2 separate regions of the Mus musculus genome follow, and region 1 is linked to region 2. A link is a contact called in ENCODE Hi-C or POLR2A ChIA-PET data. All regions are on one chromosome and are shown on one strand. Each heading gives the region's core, a stretch centred on a gene start or an enhancer-like site at or near the end of the contact. The rest is flanking DNA. Distances are from core to core; before and after follow the strand shown.

Evidence for each region. A loop is a pair of places that touch in the nucleus more often than their neighbours do. ChIA-PET counts read pairs that join two places held with the same protein, here RNA polymerase II (POLR2A).
Region 1: a map of left cerebral cortex shows a loop between it and region 2 (2.6-fold over the local background). The contact joins the enhancer-like site here to the promoter of Ifitm7 in region 2. A Hi-C loop is called at or near these places in 3 of 37 maps with a recorded cell type or tissue (left cerebral cortex and regulatory T cell). POLR2A ChIA-PET finds 5 or more read pairs at or near these places in 4 of 5 experiments (all embryonic stem cell).

What each region holds. Positions count from the first base shown.
Region 1 is chr16:14,029,560-14,036,606 of GRCm38, forward strand. The region is part of intron 1 of Bmerb1 (bMERB domain containing 1); the gene reads left to right. Among named protein-coding and RNA genes, the nearest start is that of Ifitm7, 46 kb to the left of the region's middle. Within about 2 kb of position 2,319, at least 1 of the 3 ENCODE cell types and tissues checked has a DNase peak (open chromatin) inside an H3K27ac peak, as active enhancers do; it is left cerebral cortex, where a contact is called at or near this core.
Region 2 is chr16:13,985,376-13,991,664 of GRCm38, forward strand. It overlaps Ifitm7 (interferon induced transmembrane protein 7), which reads right to left and starts at 1,492. Exons shown (of 3, transcript NM_001270718.1): 1 at 1,255-1,492. It overlaps Bmerb1 (bMERB domain containing 1), which reads left to right and starts at 1,262. Exons shown (of 6, transcript NM_144518.3): 1 at 1,262-1,518. The coding sequence starts at 1,416.

The sequences.
Region 1 (7,047 bases), core at 1,069-3,568, 45 kb after region 2:
TTAAAATTGTCTGGATTCATGAAGGAAATTGAAAAAAAAACATGAGTAATACAGTGAACCATCATGTGGTTAGTTGTTTATGCTGTCCTAATTGGCCAATTATCTTATTATAGGGTTGTTTCCACAGTTTTAACTAAACAGCCAGAAGAACATACTCTCTCTTTTTATTTCATTTACTTTGTTTTTGAGGTGGAATCTCAGGTAGTCCAGGCTGGCCTCAAACTTTCTTCCTGCCCTCACCCACCTAAGCCTTGGGCTACAGGCACACACCACCATGTCTGGTTAATGCTGAGAAATTTGCATGATGGATGAGCACTCTACTGACTGAGCCAGAGTTAGCTGTCTTGGACATTCACTTGCATGGTCCCAACTGACCTCAGGAATCAGTCTGAGCCCCTCTCACTGGACCTAGAACTGTGACAGAGTGGCCCAGTGACTCACTGAAGGTCATCTGGAAATGTTGGGGAAAGGAAGGACATTGAATAATGCAAAATGACATTACACATGCTCCAAGAATCCACCAGGACTCAAGCGTCATCTCATTTAGAGTGCCAGCTCAGAGGTAACACATACATTATTCACAAGAAGCCTTTTTGGAAATCCCACTTGGGAGCTGCACCTTCTGTCTGCCACAAAATCTTAGGAACATTCTACGTGGTGATAAATCTTTGCCCTGGAGAGGGTGTTCAGAACAAGCCAGACCTCGAATCATAAATGTCACCAAGATGTCATGCAACCAAAGAAATAGGCAGACAGATATGGTACCACACAGAGTTCAATACTGGGGCTTAGCAAGCAGGTCATGTTAGCAGTTACAAAAATTCAGAGAGGATTTGGGTCCAAGTCTTTTCCCTCTACCCTAATTACAATGCTGACTATACACTCAACCAGTTTTTTGTTATTGTAATGAATATATGAGGCAAAGCAACTTATAAAGAGAACAAAATGGGAACTGAGAAGATGATTCGGTGTTTGCTGTGCACGCATGAGGCTCCAATTCTGGATCTTCAGCACAAACATAAAAAGGTGTGTAAGGTTATATTGTTAAGATTATAATCCCAGCACTGGGAGACACAACAGTCACTGGGGCTCTCTGGACAGCCAGCCTAGCCTGCTTGGTGAGTTCCAGGACAAAAAGAGATCTTGTCTCAAAAACCAACACAAAACAAACAAACAAAACAAAAAACAAGGTGGGAGTGGGAGAGATGGCTCCGTAGGTATGAGCTTCTCTTGCACAGAATCGGGGTTTGGTTTCCACATAGCAGTTCACAACCATCTATACCTCCAGTTCCAGGGGTTCTGACTCCCTCTTCTGGCCTCTCTGTGTGCACAAGGCACACATTTGGTACACAAGCAAGCAAAATAACCATACACATAAAATAAGTAAATCTAAATAAGAATATTAAAACAAGAGCTGGGCGTGGTGGCACACGCCTTTAATCCCAGCACTTGGGAGGCAGAGGTAGGTGGATTTCTGAGTTCAAGGCCAGCCTGGTCTACAGAGTGAGTTTCAGGACAGCCAGGGCTATACAGAGAAACCCTGTCTCGAAAAAACAAAACAAAACAAAACAAAACAACAACAACAAAAAGAATATTAAAACAAAACAAAGCAAGGTATGTAGCTCCCGAGAAACACCTGAGGCTATACTCTGGTTCCCATGTGTATGTTCATATGTGCACACGCACACACACACACACACACACACACACACACACACACACACACACACTCACAGAGACTTTAGTTTTATTTTAGCTCAGTTTTGGAGGGTCAATGTGTAGTCATTGCCTTGGGCTTATGGCCTTCTCCTTGTGGGTAAGAAGCAGATGGAAACGAAGAGGAAAGACTGGGGTTTCACTACCCCACCCACAGTCTCCAATCCACAGCTCTACTTCTTTTGTGCTCACTGACTCCCGATAGCACCCTTCTGGGAGCCAAGCCTTTAACACATGGGACTTCAGGGGACACAATGCACCTGGATTCCCTTGATGTGCTTGGACAGGACAGATGAAGCTGAGAAACTAGAAATTCAGAGAAGCTGAAAAAATGTGCTTCAGGCTGAGATAGACACTAACAACTTCTGAAAGGGCGTGGAGGCCTCATGGCTCTGCAGCCACAGTCTTCCTTACAGGCCATAGAGTCCAAAGATGAATTTTGGACTGCACTCTGCTTTCTTTTAGGCTCCAGCTTCGTCCTCCTTCTCAAGACAGGCCTCTGGAATATTGCAGCTAAGAGCTTTGAAATTAAAGGCAGTTACTTCACCTTTTTGGAAAAGAATGATTCATTAAAACTCATCTGGCTGCTTGCTTCTCATTCAATTAACACCAGAGAAAGAGAGGATAGCTGCTCAGCACCTGCTGTGATATAATGCTTGGGGCCTAAAATGAGCTTCTTTCTCACTTGGGTGGCTGACAACAGTAAAGAGTAGGCTGCTACCAGGGTTTAATTGGGCTTAGATATGCATTCTCTATGTACCCTCTCATGGGTCAAGGTCAGGAAGATGTTCCCATGGAGATGTGGGTTTAGGGACTGAAGTTTAATTAGGTTGCTAAGTTTATTCTTAAAGAAGATGATGAGCTGGGCTAAAGAGGTGGCTACAAGTGCTTGCTGCTCTTGTAGAGGACGGGCGTCCGGTTCTCAGCACCCATGTGACGCATGGCTCACAATTACCTGTAACTCCAGAAATAGGGGATTCAATACCCTCTTCTGATCTCCATGGGCATCTGCATCATGCATGTACATTTAAAAATTTATAGTTAAAGATTTTTTTAAAAAACATTTTATTTAAATGTGGTAAAAACATTTGCCAACCAAATGTGCGTCTCTAGGCTCCCCACACCCTAGCACCAAACCCAATAATAACTGCAAACACTTAAAAACAAAATAAAACAAACCTGAAAACCAAAATCAAAACCAAAAACCGCACCAAGGCAACAACAGAGTCAATGTAATAAAAGCACTAGTAAGTATGTGGAAGTTTCACCTTGACCACCTGGCCCTGTTGCTTTGGACTTGTGTTGCAGTGACATGTCCAACCTGGTAGGAACATGTGACTTCTGCACAGGGTCTAGAGTTTTGCTAGTTCTTCAGTCTAGCACAAAGGCTTTCTAATCAAGTCTGGATTGGACTCCCAGCCCTGCCATGCATTAGTTGTCCTTGACATATCACTCATGAGCTCTCCAAGTCTTTAAGATTCAACTAGAGAGAGATGGTTATGATGAAGGCACCCACTTCCCAGATTGTTGAGAAGAACAACGAGCCTTCATCCTGTGTAGCAGCTATGGAGAGTGAGTGGCTGCAAGATGCACGCAGAGCCTAGCCACCTGAGCCTGAGCTTACACTAAGGGAGAGTTCTTCGGACTGTAGCTATGTATTCTCCTAGCCTGTGTTTATAGACGTTTCAAACTGAGAGTGACTCATGTTTGACATCCCAGCCCAAGGGAGGCTGAGGCTAGAGGACTAAAAGGCTAACCTGGGCTATACAGTGAAAGCCTGTCTCAAAAACTCACTCAATCCAGCAGCAGTTTCTCCATTGTTAATTTCTCCTACCCACTGCTATCTCATTTTTTCTGTTCCTGGGTAACAAGATTCTCAAGATAAATGGCTGAACCTGTGGGCCCATCCCAGCCGTCCCTGGCACTCAGGTCTTGTTTGCTGCTGCTGCTGGTGCTTGTGAGGCACGTGTACCCCTGGGGTGGCATTTGGGGATAAAAAGATGGATTTAGCTGCTTCTTCCCCCAGAAGTGACTCAGCTCCTGGATGCTTTGTGACAGTAATACTCATCTAACAGTAAATAAACTCAGTTGTGAAATGCACCCATTTTCCCTAGACAGCCTCTAAGCCTCCTTGGTCTCTTCAGATGATTTGCGCTCCTTAAGCGTTGTTGGCAGCTGATGGATGTCTGCCTTCAGGGAAATACCAGGAGGGGCTGTCCTAGGATGTTAGTTTCCATCACACATGCTCGGACGGAGCAAAGAGCACCCTGTAAGGTCTCACCTCAATACTTCCTGGATCTGCCTTTCTGAGGTTTGAAGTCTTCTTTTATGTAAACAGGCATGAGCTTTAACCCTGGTTTAATCCAAATCCTTAGTGTGCCCTTTTTATCAATCTTCCCAGACAACTAATGTCTTTTTTTTTTTAAGAAAAAAAATTTATTTACATTTCAAGTGTTATCCCCTTACCCTGTTTCCCCCGACTCCTGGAAACCTTCCCTGTCCCATTACCCTCCTCCTGCTTCTATGAGGGTGTTCCTCCACCAACCCACCCACTCCCTCCTCCCCATCCACAATTCCCCTATACTGGGGCATCTATCCAGCCTTCATAGGACCAAGGACTTCTCCTCCCATTGATACCTGGCAAGGCCATCCTCTGCTACACAAGCAGCTGGAACCATGTGCACTCTTTGGTTAGTGGCTTAGTCCCTAGGAACTCCGGGGGGTCTGGTTGGTTGATATTGTTCTTTCTGCAAACCCCTTCAGCTCCTTCAGTCCTTTCTCTATCTCCTGCATTGTCCCCACACTCAGTGCAATGGTTGGCTGCCAGCATCTGACTCTGTATTTGTAAGGCTCTGGCAGGGCCTCTCAGGAGACAGCTATATCAGTCTCCTTTCAGCAAGCATCTCTTAGCATGCACAATAGTGTCAGAGTTTGGTGAGTGAATCTCCAGGTGGGACAGTTTCTGGATGGCCTTCCCTTCAGTCTCTACTCTGCACTTTGTCTCCATATTTGCTTCCGTGAGTATTTTGTTCCCCTTTCTAAGAAGGACCAAGCACTCACACTTTGGTCATCCTTCTTCTTGAGCTTCATGTGGTCTGTGAATTGTATTTTGGGTATTCAGAGCTTTTGCACTAATATCCATTTATCAGTGAGTACAAACCATGTGTGTTCTTTTGTGATTGGGTTACCTCACTCAGGATGATATTTTCTAGTTCCATTCATTTGCCTAAGAATTTCATGAATTCATCGTTTTAATAGCTGAGCTGTGTAAATTGTTTAAATGTACCACATTTTCTGTATCCATACCTCTGTTGAAGGACATCTGGGTTCTTTCCAGCTTCTGGCTATGGCAAATAAGGCTGTTATGAACATAGTGGAGCATGTGTCCTTGTTATATGGTGGAGAATCTTCTGGATATATGCCCAGGAGAGGTATTGCGGGATCCTCCGGTAGTACTATGTCCAATTTTCTGAGGAACTGCCAGACTGATATCCAGAGTGGTTGTACAAGCTTGCAATCCCACCAACAATGGAGGAGTGTTCCTCTTTCTCCACATCCTTGCCAACATCTGCTGTCACCTGGGTTTTTGAGATTAGTCATTATGACTGGTGTGAGGTGGAATCTCAGGGTTGTTTTGATTTACATTTCTGTGATGACTAAGGATGTTGAACATTTCTTTAGGTGCTTCTCAGCTCTTCAAGTTTCCTCAGTTAAGAATTCTCTGTTTAGCTCTGTTCCCATTTTTTAATAGGGTTATTTGGTTCTCTGGAGTCTAATTTCTTGAGTTCTTTCTATATATTAGATATTAGCCCTTTTTCAGATGTAGGATTGGTAAAGATCTTTTCCCAGTTTGTTGGTTGCTGTTTTGTCCTATTGACAGTGTACTTTGCCTTACAGAAGCTTTGCAATTTTATGAGGTCTCATGTGTGTATTGTTGATTTTATAGCATAAATCATTAATGTTCTGTTCAGGAAAATTTCCCCTGTGCCCATGTGTTTAAGGCTTTCCTACTTTCTCTTCTATTAGATTCAGTGTATCTGGTTTTATGTGGAGTTCCTGGATCCACTTAGACTTAAGCTTTGTACTGGGAGATAAGAATGGATCAATTTGCATTCTTCTATATGTTGACTGCCTGTGTAGCCAGCACCATTTGTTGAAAATGCTGTCTTTTTTTCTCACTGAATGGTTTTAGCTCCTTTATCAAAGATCAAGTGACCATAGGTGTGTGGGTTCATTTCTGGGTCTTCAATTCTATTCCAGTGATCTACCTGCCTGTCATTGTGCCAATACCATGCAGTTTTTATCACTGTTGCTCTGTAGTTCAGCTTGAGGTCACGGATGGTGATTCCCCCAGAAGTTCTTTTATTTTTGAGACTAGCTTTCTCTATCCAGGGTCTTTTGTTATTCCAAATGAATTTGAGAGTTGCTCTTTCTAACTCTATGAAGAATTGATCTGGAATTTTGATGGGGATTGCATTGAATCTGTAGATTGCTTTCGGCAAGGTGGCCATTTTTACTATATTAATCCTGCCAATCCGTGAACATGGAAGATCTATCCATATTCTGAGGTCTTCTTTGATTTCTTTCTTCTGAGACTTGAAGTTCTTGTCATACAGATCTTTCACTTGTTTGGTTAGAGTCATACCAAGATACTTTATATTGTTTGTGGCTTTTGTGAAATGTGTTCTTTCCCTAATTTCTTTCTCACCCTGTTTATCCTTTGAGTAGAGGATTTGTTTGAGTTAATGTTATATCCAACCACTTTGCTGAACTTGTTTATCAGCTGTAGGAGTTCTCTGGTGGTGGAGTTTTTGTGGTCACTTAAGTATACTATCATATCATCTGCAAATAGTGATATTTTGACATCTTCTTTTCCAATTTGTATCTCTTTGACCTCCTTTTGTTGTCTAATTGCTCTAGCTAGAACTTCAAGCACTATATTAAATAGATAGGGAGAGCGAGGGCAGCTTTGTCTAGCTCCTGATTTTAGTGGTGTTGTGCCAGGGAAATATTAGTGATCCCCCAAAACAAACAAAGGAGCCAATCTGATGCAACTCACAGCAGGGTCTTTATTCTTTTCGAGCTAGCTTGCCCCGCCCCCCCTCCCCACCAGTGCACTGCCATCACACAGGACAGTTTAAGTGGTGGGAAGAGCCCCAAATGTCTATTGGGTCAAGGCTTTATAGTAAGCAGCAAGCAGGGAATACCTGTGCAAGCATCTAATTGGAAAGCTCTTGTGGCTTTTAACATAATTGGCTGGTGCTGGGGGGTCACATCATAAACTTAACTTCTGCTCCCCTCTGCATTGGTGGTTGTTAGGCAAGGGATGGG
Region 2 (6,289 bases), core at 242-2,741:
TTCATTCATTCATTCATGGTTTTGTGTAACCTAGGCTGCTATACAAACACCCTACATATCCAAGGATGAATTTGAATTTCAGATCCTCTTGCCTCTTCTTGTGTGCTAGAATCACATGCCTGGTTCATGTAGTTCTAGGGATAGGACCCAAAGGCTTTGTGCATATTATGCAAGTATTCTGCCAACTGAGCTGCATTCTCATCCCTTAACTTTATATTAAAACCAAAAAGTGTGCATGTGTAAGCCAGAAGTTGGTATAAGGTGTCTTGGGGCAAGCAAGCCCTGGGGTTCCTCCTGCCTTCACTCCTAGCATTGGGACTAGAGCTGTATCTGCTCTTTTTTTGTTTGTTTGTTTTTTGGGTTTTTTTTTGTTGTTGTTGTTTTTGGTTTTTCGAGACAGGGTTTCTCTGTATAGCCCTGGCTGTCCTGGAGCTCACTTTGTAGACCAGGCTGGCCTCGAACTCAGAAATCCGCCTGCCTCTGCCTCCTGAGTGCTGGGATTAAAGGCGCATGCCACCACGCCCGGCTGTATCTGCTCTTTTAATGCCTGCTCTGTCCTGTAGATCAGACTTGGACCCTCATGCTTAGGCTGTGAATGTTATACCAATTGAGCTCTGTTGCCAGTCCTGACACTGGTTTTTTTTTTTTTTTTTTTTTTTTATTGCTGTTATGTTTGGTCACAATTATTTTCCAGGTTTGTAAAGATCAGTGTTCTGAACAGCTTTGTTGGCCTTATATACAAAATATTTGCTTCTCTTGTTCCTTTCCATACAAATGCACAGGATTGACACAGGTGTACATACACACACACACACACACACACACACACACACACACACACACACACACACACGTAGCTGCTGTCCCCCTTTTATATTCAAAACATGCACATAACTGCAAACAACAGAATCTGAAAGCAGCGGTCCATACTTGGGCTTGTCTACAAAGAAGGATCATCACATCTACAGATACTGTTCTGGCTCACCAATCACGCTTGAAACCTACCAGCCCTCTAACAGATCCCCAGTCACCCACAATGCTAGATCCATCCACAGAAAGCCTATCTACTGGTTTCAGTGTGGGCAGGTGCCTTATTCTTGTTTCATTTGGGGGTGATTTTATTTTAGTTGTTTTTGTTTTTGTTGTTCTAGAGAGTTTATCATCTGTCCCTCTTTCTCCCTACCCAGCCCCCAAACCTCCCCCCTCCAGCTTCCATTGCGCATGTGTTATGCATCCCTCCCCCATCCTGGGTACCAGTTGGGAGCTTTCAGGTGCTGGAGATTGAAGAGATGGAGCAGCTTCCTCAGCAACGCCGGGCCCATTAAAACACTGCCGATCTGAGCTGCCTTCCTCCCCGCAGCCTTCAGCAGGGATGGAGTGAACCAGACCCCTGGACCTGCCCGCGGGGAACAGCAATGGAGTTAAAGCAATCTCTGTCTGTTCATCTGGAAGCCGAGAAGCCTCTCAGGCGTTATGGGGCGGTGGAGGAGACAGCATGGAAAGCGGAGGGACTGGGAAGTGAGTGTTCGGGCAGGGAACGGGTGGGGACAGTTGGGGACTCGCGTGCTGAACTGGGGCCCCCTAGAGCAGACCGGAACGCAGGCTGGCAGACGGGAAGCGCCCCCGCAGCTGGGCTTCCAGTGTTGCACAACAGCAGTTTGTAGGTTCTCCCTACAAACAAAAGAGGGGACCCTCCAGGGCTGGGCTGTACTGGGAGGCTCCTCTGGAAATCGCGAGGCAGCTAAGCTAGGAGTCCAGCTGTACTGGACTAAGGAGTCCGAGATCCGGCAGCCGGAGGCAGCTTTTGCGAAGGACCGTCTTTCCTGCATCCCAGGAGGAGGAACGCTAGAGTGTTAGGATGCTTGAGGGCGCAGGAGCCAAGGGCAGCTTTGAAAGCCCCACATACAGAAATGGGGGAGTGTCTGTGTGCTCTTTCAGCCTTGAGGTTCAGAGCATAGCTGAAATTCCAGCATTGTCCCACCTCCTCTTGGGTCAGAGGAGAGATGAAAGAGCAGGCAAAGGGCAAGGTTAGCGCTGTGCAACCCCCCTCCCCCACTCTGTTAGCTCTTGACTCAATGATACGATTTGGTTTGGTTCAGCTCTTGAAAGCGGTTTTGAAGCAGACCTCTGTACTTACTGGCTCTCTCTTTGGTGTTTTGGTATCAACAAACATCTGTAAATGAATCCAAGACTTTTGCTTTCAATTTGTTGGACACAATACTTGAAACTCTGCAAACAGTGGAGGCTATCTGGAAAGTCTAAGGTCATTGATGTCCCTGACTCTAGGAGCTTCCAAATGTCCTCCACTCTGCCTCCTGTTCTGGTATGGCTTGCCCAGCAGACCTGGTATAGCCTGCAGCCCTCTTGCCTTCTAAGGAACCCTAAAGCTACCTGCTCTGACTGGGTCTCTAGGCTTAGTGCTCTTCCCCAGCAGCAGCCATTGAGCTACATGTACTTAAAGCATTGTCAATCAGCTCCTTTTCTACCTCACTTGGGAGAAAGTGTGAATGTGTGAATGTGTGTGAATGTGTGTGTGTGTGTGTGTGTGTGTGTGCACACTCGCGCACATGCCTTTGTGATTGTTTTCTCCATTCTTGTAACTATGGACTCAAGCTATATTGTGTTTCTATTTCAAGTTCAAATGTCTTCGTTCCTGCTATAATGGGTGTTCTGATGCTTCCAACCTCTTTCTTTCTTACATTTTCTTTCTCCTTTTAGACCTAGGTCCTTTCTCCTGCTTCATCCTTCCTAAATCCTTTAGCTTTGGCACTTTGAGGTAACCTAGAGGTTGCAGGTCTGTGGTTTATACGCTCTAAATAATACCACCCATGGCTGCCTTGTATTGTTAGATTGCCATGTTCTGAAAGCTTCAGAAACATCTCTTATTTATCCCTGGTACAACCTTGTGTGGCACTGTAGTGCTTTTTACATATATGAGAAGGCGGGGGCTTGCTAGGTAACTCAAATGGAAATGATGGAACCAGGATTCAGACCCAGATGAGTTGGACTCCATACATTTCTCATGAAGGTTAACTGCTTCCTGGGTCTGTTTCAAAGATGGTTGGTAATTTTATAATCAGATAGTAGCCATGTTGATCCCTGAAGTCCACAGTGCTTGATAGACAGTTGGGTCCCCATAGAGTAGAAGCCACGTAGAGTCAAGGAACCCCTGGTTTGACTAGGGCTCTGGTCTTTGGCTGACAATGTGACAAGATGTGTTTCTGTTCTCTACATTTGCTCTCTGAAAATGGGGATAGTAATATTGTATACCATGTGGCTTTCTATCATGAATATCAAATAAGATGGTGTGTGCAAAGCTCAGGTAAATTCTCAGGACATGGCTGTTTCAGGAGTTCCTCTATTTAGACATTCAAACTTAGACATTCAACTGCATAAAGCAAGCCTATGAGTTAAAACTGCAATATTGGGCATAGCTCTGTGAGTTCTAGGCCAGCCAGGGCTACAAAGTCAGACCCTGTCTCAAAACAAAAACCCAAAGCAAACTAAAATATTGAGCACTTCCCTAAAGCATTCTCTCCTCTCTCTCTTCCCATCTTTCTCTGCCAGCCTCTCCCCATCCCACACATAAACAAGGTCTCATACAATCCAGACTGGCCTCAAACTCTCTATAGCCAAGGATGGCCTTGAATTTTTCTGCCTGTCCTCCCAAGCACTGAGACTCAGGTGTGTGCCAACACACCCAGTTCCTTCTCATTTTCCTGCTTTTTTGGGGGGTCCAAATTTGAGCACATATTGAAAACTGAGGTAAGAATTCACTTTAAACCACATTAAGTCCCTGAAAATTTTGTACTTCTGAGTCCTGACTGTAGAGGCCCTGATCTTTTTGCCCCAAACCACCATGATTGAGACTTGCTTCTTGTTTCAGTGCCAGATCAGTTTCTTATGTGCCTTGGCACAGATCTCCAAACCAACCCCCAGCTCTTTAAGCTATTCACATTTGAAATCCCAAAGCAGGAATCCAGGGACCCACTTTAGATACTTGACTCTGGCAAGTTTTGGCATTTTAATTCCTGTCTCTAATCAAGCATTTTGGGATTTTTGTTTATATGTAAACATCCTCTCAATTCACAAGGGATTCATAGAGCTATCCAACAGGTCTGAGCCTCTATTCATTTATTAATTAAGTCTAGAAATTAGTAATACTGGGGCTATGGCCAAATACCTGCCCAGGCAGTACTGTGACACCAGACATGCTGAAGAAGGAAAGAACCCATTAAAAAGGTTCTACTTCACTTCTGCATGTATTTAAAGATTTTTCTCAAGAGCGCAAGAGGGAAAAGATGGCAGACTTGTTTGATTTTTAGCTGAGAGTGTATTAACGGCTTCCTTTCAATTCAGCTAGAGTATTTAGAGTAGAATATTTATGTCCTCTGACTTATTTATAGATAGGGTCTTATGTAAGGCTGGCCTCCAACCTGCTATATAGCCAAAGATGGCCTTGTAATGTTTTTACATGTGTGTGTGTATACATACTATGTAACACATGTAGAGGTCAGAGGAAAATTTTTAGAAGTCAGTTCTCTCCTTCCATCAATCAAACTCAGGTCATCAGGCTTGGTACCAAGTGTTCTTGTTGGCTAAACCATCAAATTAGCTCTTGACCTTGAATTTCTGATCTTCTTGACTCTACATCTAAGTTTATGGGTATGCACCACCATCCTGGGTTTGCAATGCTGGGACTCAAACTTGGGGTTTTGTGTATGCCAGGCAAAGTGCTCTGCTAACTGAGCTATATCCATCTCTCAACTACAGCATTTATTTAACCTACTAGCATTCTTATTTGTGGCATTGTGCTACTGAACATAAGCACATGAATGCTGCACAAGCACTCTTATCACTAAGCCACATTTTAAAGTCATCTAGGCCTTGAACCTACACTATAGTCCAGGTAGGACTTGAACTTGGAACCCTCTTAGGCCTGTACCACCTGCTACTACATCAGTTCAAATTTTTAGATGAGCAGATGTGATGTACAATAGTTACAGTAGGAAAGAACAGGAGTGGGGTGTGGAGGAACAGACCTGACATGAAAGTACTGAGCCAAAGAGGCAAGGGGGTCTGGAGTTGAAGGTCATCCCTGGCTACAAAGAGAGTTTGAGGCTAGCACATGAGGTCCCATCTCAAAATCAAATAACTAAAAAGGAAAGAAAAATTAAAGAATAGGAGTTTGAAGTCAGGCGAAATAAGTTTAAACTAGCCCTTGCCCTTTCCAGCTTTGTTACCATGGGTGTATAGTTGAACTATGTTACTGGTTGCTTTTTCTGTGAAATGGGAATAAGTGGAACTAGTCATCTCTCTAGTTCCATTTATTCCCATTTCACAGAAATGAGTTAAGAGCACTTGACTCAAGTTCAGTTCCCAGTACCAATGAGGGTGCTGGGAACTGAACAGAGTGTAAGCAGAGAGACACCCTTAGTGCCCTGTCTCCTGTGCCCGTTTTCATTTCTAGGGATTCATTTCTAAGGCCTCATGAATGCTAGGAAACCATCTAGTATCTTCTCACTTAAAACAGATTCTTTTTTTTTTTTTTTTAAAGATTTATTTATTTATATGTAAGTACACTGTAGCTGTCTTCAGACACTCCAGAAGAGGGAGTCAGATCTTGTTACGGATGGTTGTGAGCCACCATGTGGTTGCTGGGATTTGAACTCCGGACCTTCGGAACAGCAGCCTGGAAGAGCAGTCAGGTGCTCTTACCCACTGAGCCATCTCACCAGCCCTTAAAACAGATTCTTAAAAATTGCTTCTATTAATCCTTTTCTTCTTCAACCTTTACCAGGTAACCCATGTTGGCCTCAAAGTTGAGCTCCTGGTTTTTCTACTTCACCTCCCATTTTCCTGTAAGCAATTGGGATGTTTTTGTAATAACTCAATTGGAAAATGCATAGTGACATTTCACTGTGGCAAGATCTATAAAAGTATTGCTTTCAACTGACTGTAATTAATTAAGGGAGACACAAAGACAAGGTGCCTTTTGAGAAAGCTCAGGGCTTTTGAAGATCACAGTGGTCTGTTGTTGGGGCTTTGTCTTAGCTGATCTGAATGTCTTAAAGGATGTTCAAGAAATGGGGTAGGGGATATGAGGGGAAGATGGCCTAGAATGTGGGTTGGAAGAGGGGGTTGCCAAGAGCATCCAAGGTAGGAAGGGCTTCAGTAAAGCAGCCAGCCCAGGCAGCAATCTTCCCAGATGCTCCTGGAAGATGACCATTATTTACAAGTCTATGGATGTGAAATGACCAGCAAGCAGATCATTAACTGACCAGTATCC